Regions from separate parts of the Mus musculus genome. Here region 2 is linked to region 1. The links are chromatin contacts, found by Hi-C or POLR2A ChIA-PET in ENCODE. All regions are on one chromosome and are shown on one strand. The core of a region is the stretch at or near the end of the contact, and the rest is flanking DNA. Distances in the headings are between cores, read along the strand shown. Region 1 holds the start of Dnajb6 (DnaJ heat shock protein family (Hsp40) member B6). Region 2 holds the start of Il6 (interleukin 6).

What was found. Hi-C counts contacts between places; a loop is a spot of excess contacts on that map. ChIA-PET counts read pairs that join two places held with the same protein, here RNA polymerase II (POLR2A).
Region 2: a loop to region 1 is called in a map of gastrocnemius, with 2.2 times the contacts of the local background. The contact joins the promoter of Il6 here to the promoter of Dnajb6 in region 1. A Hi-C loop is called at or near these places in 1 of 37 maps with a recorded cell type or tissue (gastrocnemius). POLR2A ChIA-PET finds 5 or more read pairs at or near these places in 1 of 5 experiments (Patski).

The regions. Positions count from the first base shown.
Region 1 is chr5:29,734,191-29,737,574 of GRCm38, forward strand. It overlaps Dnajb6 (DnaJ heat shock protein family (Hsp40) member B6), which reads left to right and starts at 1,708. Exons shown (of 8, transcript NM_011847.4): 1 at 1,708-1,926. Gm5129 (predicted gene 5129) reads right to left here and starts at 1,746. Exons shown (of 1, transcript NR_028426.1): 1 at 1,144-1,746.
Region 2 is chr5:30,011,456-30,014,839 of GRCm38, forward strand. Il6 (interleukin 6) reads left to right here and starts at 1,659. Exons shown (of 5, transcript NM_031168.2): 1 at 1,659-1,755; 2 at 1,921-2,105; 3 at 3,377-3,384. The coding sequence starts at 1,737. The region is part of intron 1 of A230098N10Rik (a long non-coding RNA gene); the gene reads right to left.

The sequences.
Region 1 (3,384 bases), core at 458-2,957:
AGATATAATAATAAACAAACAAACAAACAAGGTGTTCATTCCCAGCCCCCAAAAGACTTTAATATAGATTTAATATCATGGGTCTTTTGAAAGCTCTGGGGAAAGATAAAACTAGGTCTACATGCAAACATGCACATGTCTGGAGTGAATCACATCCCCTGGAGCTGGAGTACTAGGCAGTTGTGGATCACCTGATATGGGTGTTGGGAATTGAACTCAGATCCTCTAGAAAGAGCAACTAATGTTTTTTACTGAGTCATCTCCTCAGACCCTGTGTTAGAATTCTTTTTTTTTTTTTTTTTTTTTTTTCTGAGACAGGGTTTCTCTGTGCAGCCCTGGCTGTCCTGGAACTCACTCTGTAGACCAGGCTGGCCTGGAACTCAGAAATCTGCCTGTCTCTGCCTCCCAAGTGCTGGGATTAAAGGCATTTGCCACCACTGCCCTGCGTGTTAGAATTCTTAAATGTCATGTGGCAAGAGGCTTCAGCCAGACTCTGAGGCGAGGGGACTCCTTTCCCTATTCTCTACCTTATAACTGGCTTTGTCTTTCGGCGCTGCTTCAATAGAAAGCTTGGGTTGCTGGGCTGTCAGCCCTGGAGTATGCAAGCACACACACCTTCCACTCGTCACTAGGCCAGACTCCTTGATTCCTGCCATTGAGGGTGGTAGTGGGTAAGATTGAGAGCAGAAAGGTGGAAGGAGAGGTGGAGGAAGGTAAAGGAAAGGGCGGGAACTTTTGTGCTTAGTTTTCATTTCAGTCTTGGACAGCCATCTTGTAGGGCTGAAAGTCAATTAGAAAAGAGATCTGGCCAAATTCTATGTTTCACAAAAGGGGAAGTGTAGTGTTTGGGAACCTTGGGGGCAGAACAGAAGCAAGGAGACAAGGAGCCATTCTGGAGGGTTCTATCTGGAGTTGAGTATATCCTACATGTGAGGGAGCATCCAAGGATCTGTGACTTCAGATCATGGGTCTCCACATCTTCTGTGCTTGTCCTTCTCAGGCGTTGAGAAGGTGGGCGTCCAACCATAACATTCTGAGATCAATATGTTCTCTTTCATTCTTACTTTCCAGTGCAGTGTTAGCTAACCTTTTGAAACTTACTGGGCAAGATGAAAAACTACTCATCCTATGGGTGTAAGTGGGGGTGGGGTGAGGATTTAAATGTCTATTTATTTATACAGGAGCTTATTGATTTATTGAGACAGGAGCTTATTGTGGGATCTGATGTCCTTCTCGGGTGTGTCCGAAGACAGTACATTCACATACAAAAAGTAAATACATCTTTAAAATAACCGTGTTTGAAATCTAGACCCTGGATTCAGCACTGCGAGTTGGTAATGATGAGGCCTCTCACGGTTCACTCTAAGTCGGGCCTGCTTGTTGGGTCGGCCGAACCTCGGGACCACAATTCTCCAAGTCCATAGGAGTGTGAGTCATACTACGCTATCAGGTCCTTATCTCCGAATCCACTGTGTCAGAGGCTGTGAGCGTCCTTCCTCCCAGCCTGCTTCCGGGCAAACGCAGGCTCCTTGGTTCGGCTACAGTCGCCTCAGGCTTTAGAGCCCTCCAGGCACAGAGCTTGCGCAAGGGGACGCTTCCCGCCCTATTCAGCCACCTTCGCCTATGTAAACCCTCCAGAATCCCACCGTCCTCAGCTCCGAGAATCTTCCGGAACGCTAGACCAGCGCTATCAAGTCCGACGCGCACGGAGGCTGCTGCGCACGTTAGCTTCAGGGCCGGGCGGAAGTCGACGTCGCCGGGCCGCGCCGCCACCGCGTGACGCACTTCCTGTTTGTTGTTGGAGAAAAGAAGAGAAAGGAAAGCGCGAGGAGACGCCGCCGCCGCCACCGCCACCAGCGCAGCTGTGCCACAGCCGCGAGGAGACCGGCCGCCTGACTTCCCTCCTCGCTGGCCGCCGTGTCCTCGGTGAGGGTCCGCGAGCCGCGGCGAAAAGCAGGGTTGACTACGGCGGGAGGGGAAGGCCTGCGAATGGGCTAACCCGCTTGGCTCCCGGAATACGGGTGCAGGAACCGGGTCGACAGTGGGGCCGGTACTGCTCACAAGGCCGAACGGGTTCCAGTCTAGGCTGTAGTCTTGTGTCTAGGTCTGGGGCTTAAGGTGTTCCTGGTCTGGGCCGGTTGTAGATTGGGTCTGTGGAGAGCGTTTGCCGTTCTTGGTCAGGCCTAGCTCGGGGCTTAGCTGCGGTCCGCTTCCCTAGTTCTCTGGTCGAAGGTGGCGGTTGGGTCCGGCACGCGCTAGGTCGGCCGCAGAGCTCCAGGAGTAGGCAAGGCTGGTGTCACCCAGTCCTGGCGTCCTCACTGCATTCTGCAAGCAAGGGGTCAGGTGGCCTGCGAAGAGCAGGACTCCCATGGAAGGCGCAATCACCGGCCCAGGCCTCCAGGCAGCGAAGGGGGCCGGGTGGGAAGGCCAAGGCGGTTTCCAGGGACTGTTGGGAAGTTTGCTAGGCGACCCGCCTGGCTCAGCTTACTTTTAAAACTAGTTTGATGTTGGCCTCGAAGGTTGCTTTGCTGTGGTTTACGTAACAAAGTTTATGTAACTGGAGTTTACACTAAGTCTTAATTTACTTCGGTTGTGTTGACAAGGAACTCTGCACTGCAAACTAAAAGGTCTTAAAAACTTTGGAGATGGAGTTTTTTTTTTTTTTTTTAAACAGGAGGGGTTTGTCAAGTTTTAAAAGCTTTGTTACCGAAGAAGTTGTATGTGAACCGTTGAAAGGGAATGGTGGGGATGGTCCCACCTTCTAAGGTGGGGAGTGCCTGCCCAGTGCAGCCACTTTGGTTTTTTTGTAACGTCTTTATTTGAACCTTAGATTTGTGGTTAGGGTTTACGCATTCTAGGCCGTAGAATCTCAGGACGCTCAGCTTGCTAGGGAAGTGATACCAACTTTAAGGCAACTGTTTTAGTAGAAATATTGGACATAAAAGCCAGAGGAGGGAACAACCTAAAGAACAAGCGCCCTGATATTTGAACTTAGTCTGTTCTTGTTTGTAAAGTAAACCCCACAGTAGACTTACTGATTCCTGGAAGGACTCCTTTGTTGTACTTTGGGATATCGCCACCACAGGCCGAATTGCCCTCCGGTGTGTGATTACGGTGTCATCAGTACACACACTTGGGTGGAGCTTTGGAATTAGGAAGAACATGAAAGAAATATGGGAAGAAATGCTGCCTTTTGTAGGTATGGTTGACTTGGAAGTTTCAGTCTTCTCTTCACTCTTGCCCAGGCAGACCATGCCTGTCTTTTTGTTTGTTTGTTTGTTTGTTTTTGAGACAGGGTTTCTCTGTAGCCCTGGCTGTCCCTGAACTCACTTTGTAGACCAGGCTGGCCTTGAACTCAAATCTACCTGCCTCTGCCTCCCAAGT
Region 2 (3,384 bases), core at 409-2,908, 280 kb after region 1:
GTCCCTTTGTGAAGACCAGGGCTTCACACGGTGAAAGAATGGTGGACTCACTTCTTTCAATAGGCTGACCTAGTATGTACACTAAGTCCACCCATGTTTTAACTTTCTTCCTAGTTTATTCCCCTTCTGATTTCTTCACAAGAATCAACCGGCTTTTCATTTTAATCTACTCTAATCGCCTGTGTGTTTACACTGGGTTACATTCTTTAGAGTGTACTTATATTCTCCTTTTGCATTCTCAATATAAATTAATCTGCTAGATATAAAGCTGTTCTCTTTATTTTAGTGTAATTTTTTTCTTCACATTGAATTCTAGGAGAAACTATGCTAGTGATATATAATTCTTGAACTATTAAACATGGGAGCATAAGAAAACAAGAATCTTAAGGCAATCTGCAGAGTGAAGAAGCTGATTGTGATCCTGAGAGTGTGTTTTGTAAATGGTTTTGGATTTTATGTACAGAGCCTACTTTCAGCCTGGAATCATTCTGAATGCTAGCTAGATATCTGGAGACAGGTGGACAGAAAACCAGGAACTAGTCTGAAAAAGAAACTAACCAAAGGGAAGAAGTCTGTTTAAGTTTGACCCAGCCTAGAAGACTTGAGCATTGGAGGGGTTATTCAGAGTGAGACGTACCACCTTCAGATTCAAATCCTGTCATCCAGTAGAAGGGAGCTTCAAACACAAGCTAGCTAAGATACAATGAGGTCCTTCTTCGATATCTTTATCTTCCATATACCATGAATCAAAGAAACTTCAACAACATGAGGACTGCAACAGACCTTCAAGCCTCCTTGCATGACCTGGAAATGTTTTGGGGTGTCCTGGCAGCAGTGGGATCAGCACTAACAGATAAGGGCAACTCTCACAGAGACTAAAGGTCTTAACTAAGAAGATAGCCAAGAGACCACTGGGGAGAATGCAGAGAATAGGCTTGGACTTGGAAGCCAAGATTGCTTGACAACAGACAGAAGATATTTCTGTACTTCACCCACTTTACCCACCTGGCAACTCCTGGAAACAACTGCACAAAATTTGGAGGTGAACAAACCATTAGAAACAACTGGTCCTGACAAGACACAGGAAAAACAAGCAATATGCAACATTACTGTCTGTTGTCCAGGTTGGGTGCTGGGGGTGGGAGAGGGAGTGTGTGTCTTTGTATGATCTGAAAAAACTCAGGTCAGAACATCTGTAGATCCTTACAGACATACAAAAGAATCCTAGCCTCTTATTCATGTGTGTGTGTGTGTGTGTGTGTGTGTGTGTGTGTGTGTGTGTGTGTATGTGTGTGTCGTCTGTCATGCGCGCGTGCCTGCGTTTAAATAACATCAGCTTTAGCTTCTCTTTCTCCTTATAAAACATTGTGAATTTCAGTTTTCTTTCCCATCAAGACATGCTCAAGTGCTGAGTCACTTTTAAAGAAAAAAAAGAAGAGTGCTCATGCTTCTTAGGGCTAGCCTCAAGGATGACTTAAGCACACTTTCCCCTTCCTAGTTGTGATTCTTTCGATGCTAAACGACGTCACATTGTGCAATCTTAATAAGGTTTCCAATCAGCCCCACCCACTCTGGCCCCACCCCCACCCTCCAACAAAGATTTTTATCAAATGTGGGATTTTCCCATGAGTCTCAAAATTAGAGAGTTGACTCCTAATAAATATGAGACTGGGGATGTCTGTAGCTCATTCTGCTCTGGAGCCCACCAAGAACGATAGTCAATTCCAGAAACCGCTATGAAGTTCCTCTCTGCAAGTAAGTGAAGGCAGTTCCTTGCCCTCTGGCGGAGCTATTGAGACTGTGAGAGAGGAGTGTGAGGCAGAGAGCCAGCATTGTGGGTTGGCCAGCAGCCATCAGCTAGCAGCAGGCGCCCAACTGTGCTATCTGCTCACTTGCCGGTTTTCCCTTTTCTCCACGCAGGAGACTTCCATCCAGTTGCCTTCTTGGGACTGATGCTGGTGACAACCACGGCCTTCCCTACTTCACAAGTCCGGAGAGGAGACTTCACAGAGGATACCACTCCCAACAGACCTGTCTATACCACTTCACAAGTCGGAGGCTTAATTACACATGTTCTCTGGGAAATCGTGGAAATGAGAAAAGAGGTGGGTAGGCTGTGAAACTGATGAAGACCCAGTGTGGGCGTCCATTCATTCTCTTTGCTCTTGAATTAGAAATTCTCTGCTGGGATCTAGGGCCCTTAGGATTTGAAGCTAAAGGTCAGACTAGACTGTGTTCTCTCTTTCTCACCTCTTTGCTGGTTTTGAGTGGAGGTTGGGAAGGGGTTCCTTTCCTGTCTGGAAGATACAGAATGTGACTGCATTTCTAGAAAATTCACAGTGGGCCATTCTCTGTTCCAATTTAGCTATTGCTTCTTAGGTGGGGATTCCTTTTCCCTCATTATTCCTTTTTCCTTATCTCTTTGCCTTCATTTATCCCTTGAAGTCTACAAGGACCAGAAAGTGCTTTTTGGCTGAATGTAGTAAGTTCTGTGTGTGTGAAATCAGGATGCTCTAGGGTCAGCCCAGATAAGATGCATATTGTATAGAGCCCAATAAAGTGCTAACACACACACACACACACACACACACACACAACCTAGATTAGGCTGGGCATGGTGGTGGATGCCTCCCAGCACTTGGGAGGCACACGCAGGAAGATCTCTGTGAGTTAGAGGCCAGCTTGGTCTACATATTGAGTTCCAGGATATCCAAGACTACATTGAGAGATCCTTTCTCAAAAAAAAAAAAAAAAAAAAAAAAACAACAACAACAAACAAACAAACAAACAAGAAAAAAAAAACCCAACCAACCCTACCTAGATTAAAATATCTCCCATCTTTAAATGAAAAGTATTTTGACTCTGCTTGACAGAAAGGAAAAAAAAAATCACAAACAAGATTAATAGCCTAGGTCTGGGTGTGTAGAACCAACTTTGTAATCTTGGGAAAATCCTCAACTATTTAGTACTCTTTATCTGCATAATTATGGAGTTACAGATAATGGCACAGACCCTTCCAGATGGAATATTCTGTGACTTAAATTTATTTGCCCCAAGATATCATCAAAATTTCTGTCCTTTACCAAGTTCCTACTCTATGCTGGGCAGTTTTTATCGTTGAATCCTTGAGACAAATGTATAAGAGGGACATCAATAATTCTTTATTGAAACATAGGAAATACTTAGGAGAGTAACAAGCTTAAAGCCAAGGGACTGAGCCTAAGGGTGCATTTTTATTTATTGGGCTGCTTAGTAGGGTTCTAAGAAGGTATAGCTTCCCTTTTCTGTGTCCTGGCTATGAAAGAGCATGACTTGGCCCTCTAGTGGTGCTTGTTGTAAGAGGTGTTTAAGTGATTGCTCTGGTAATCTTTTGCAGTTGTGCAA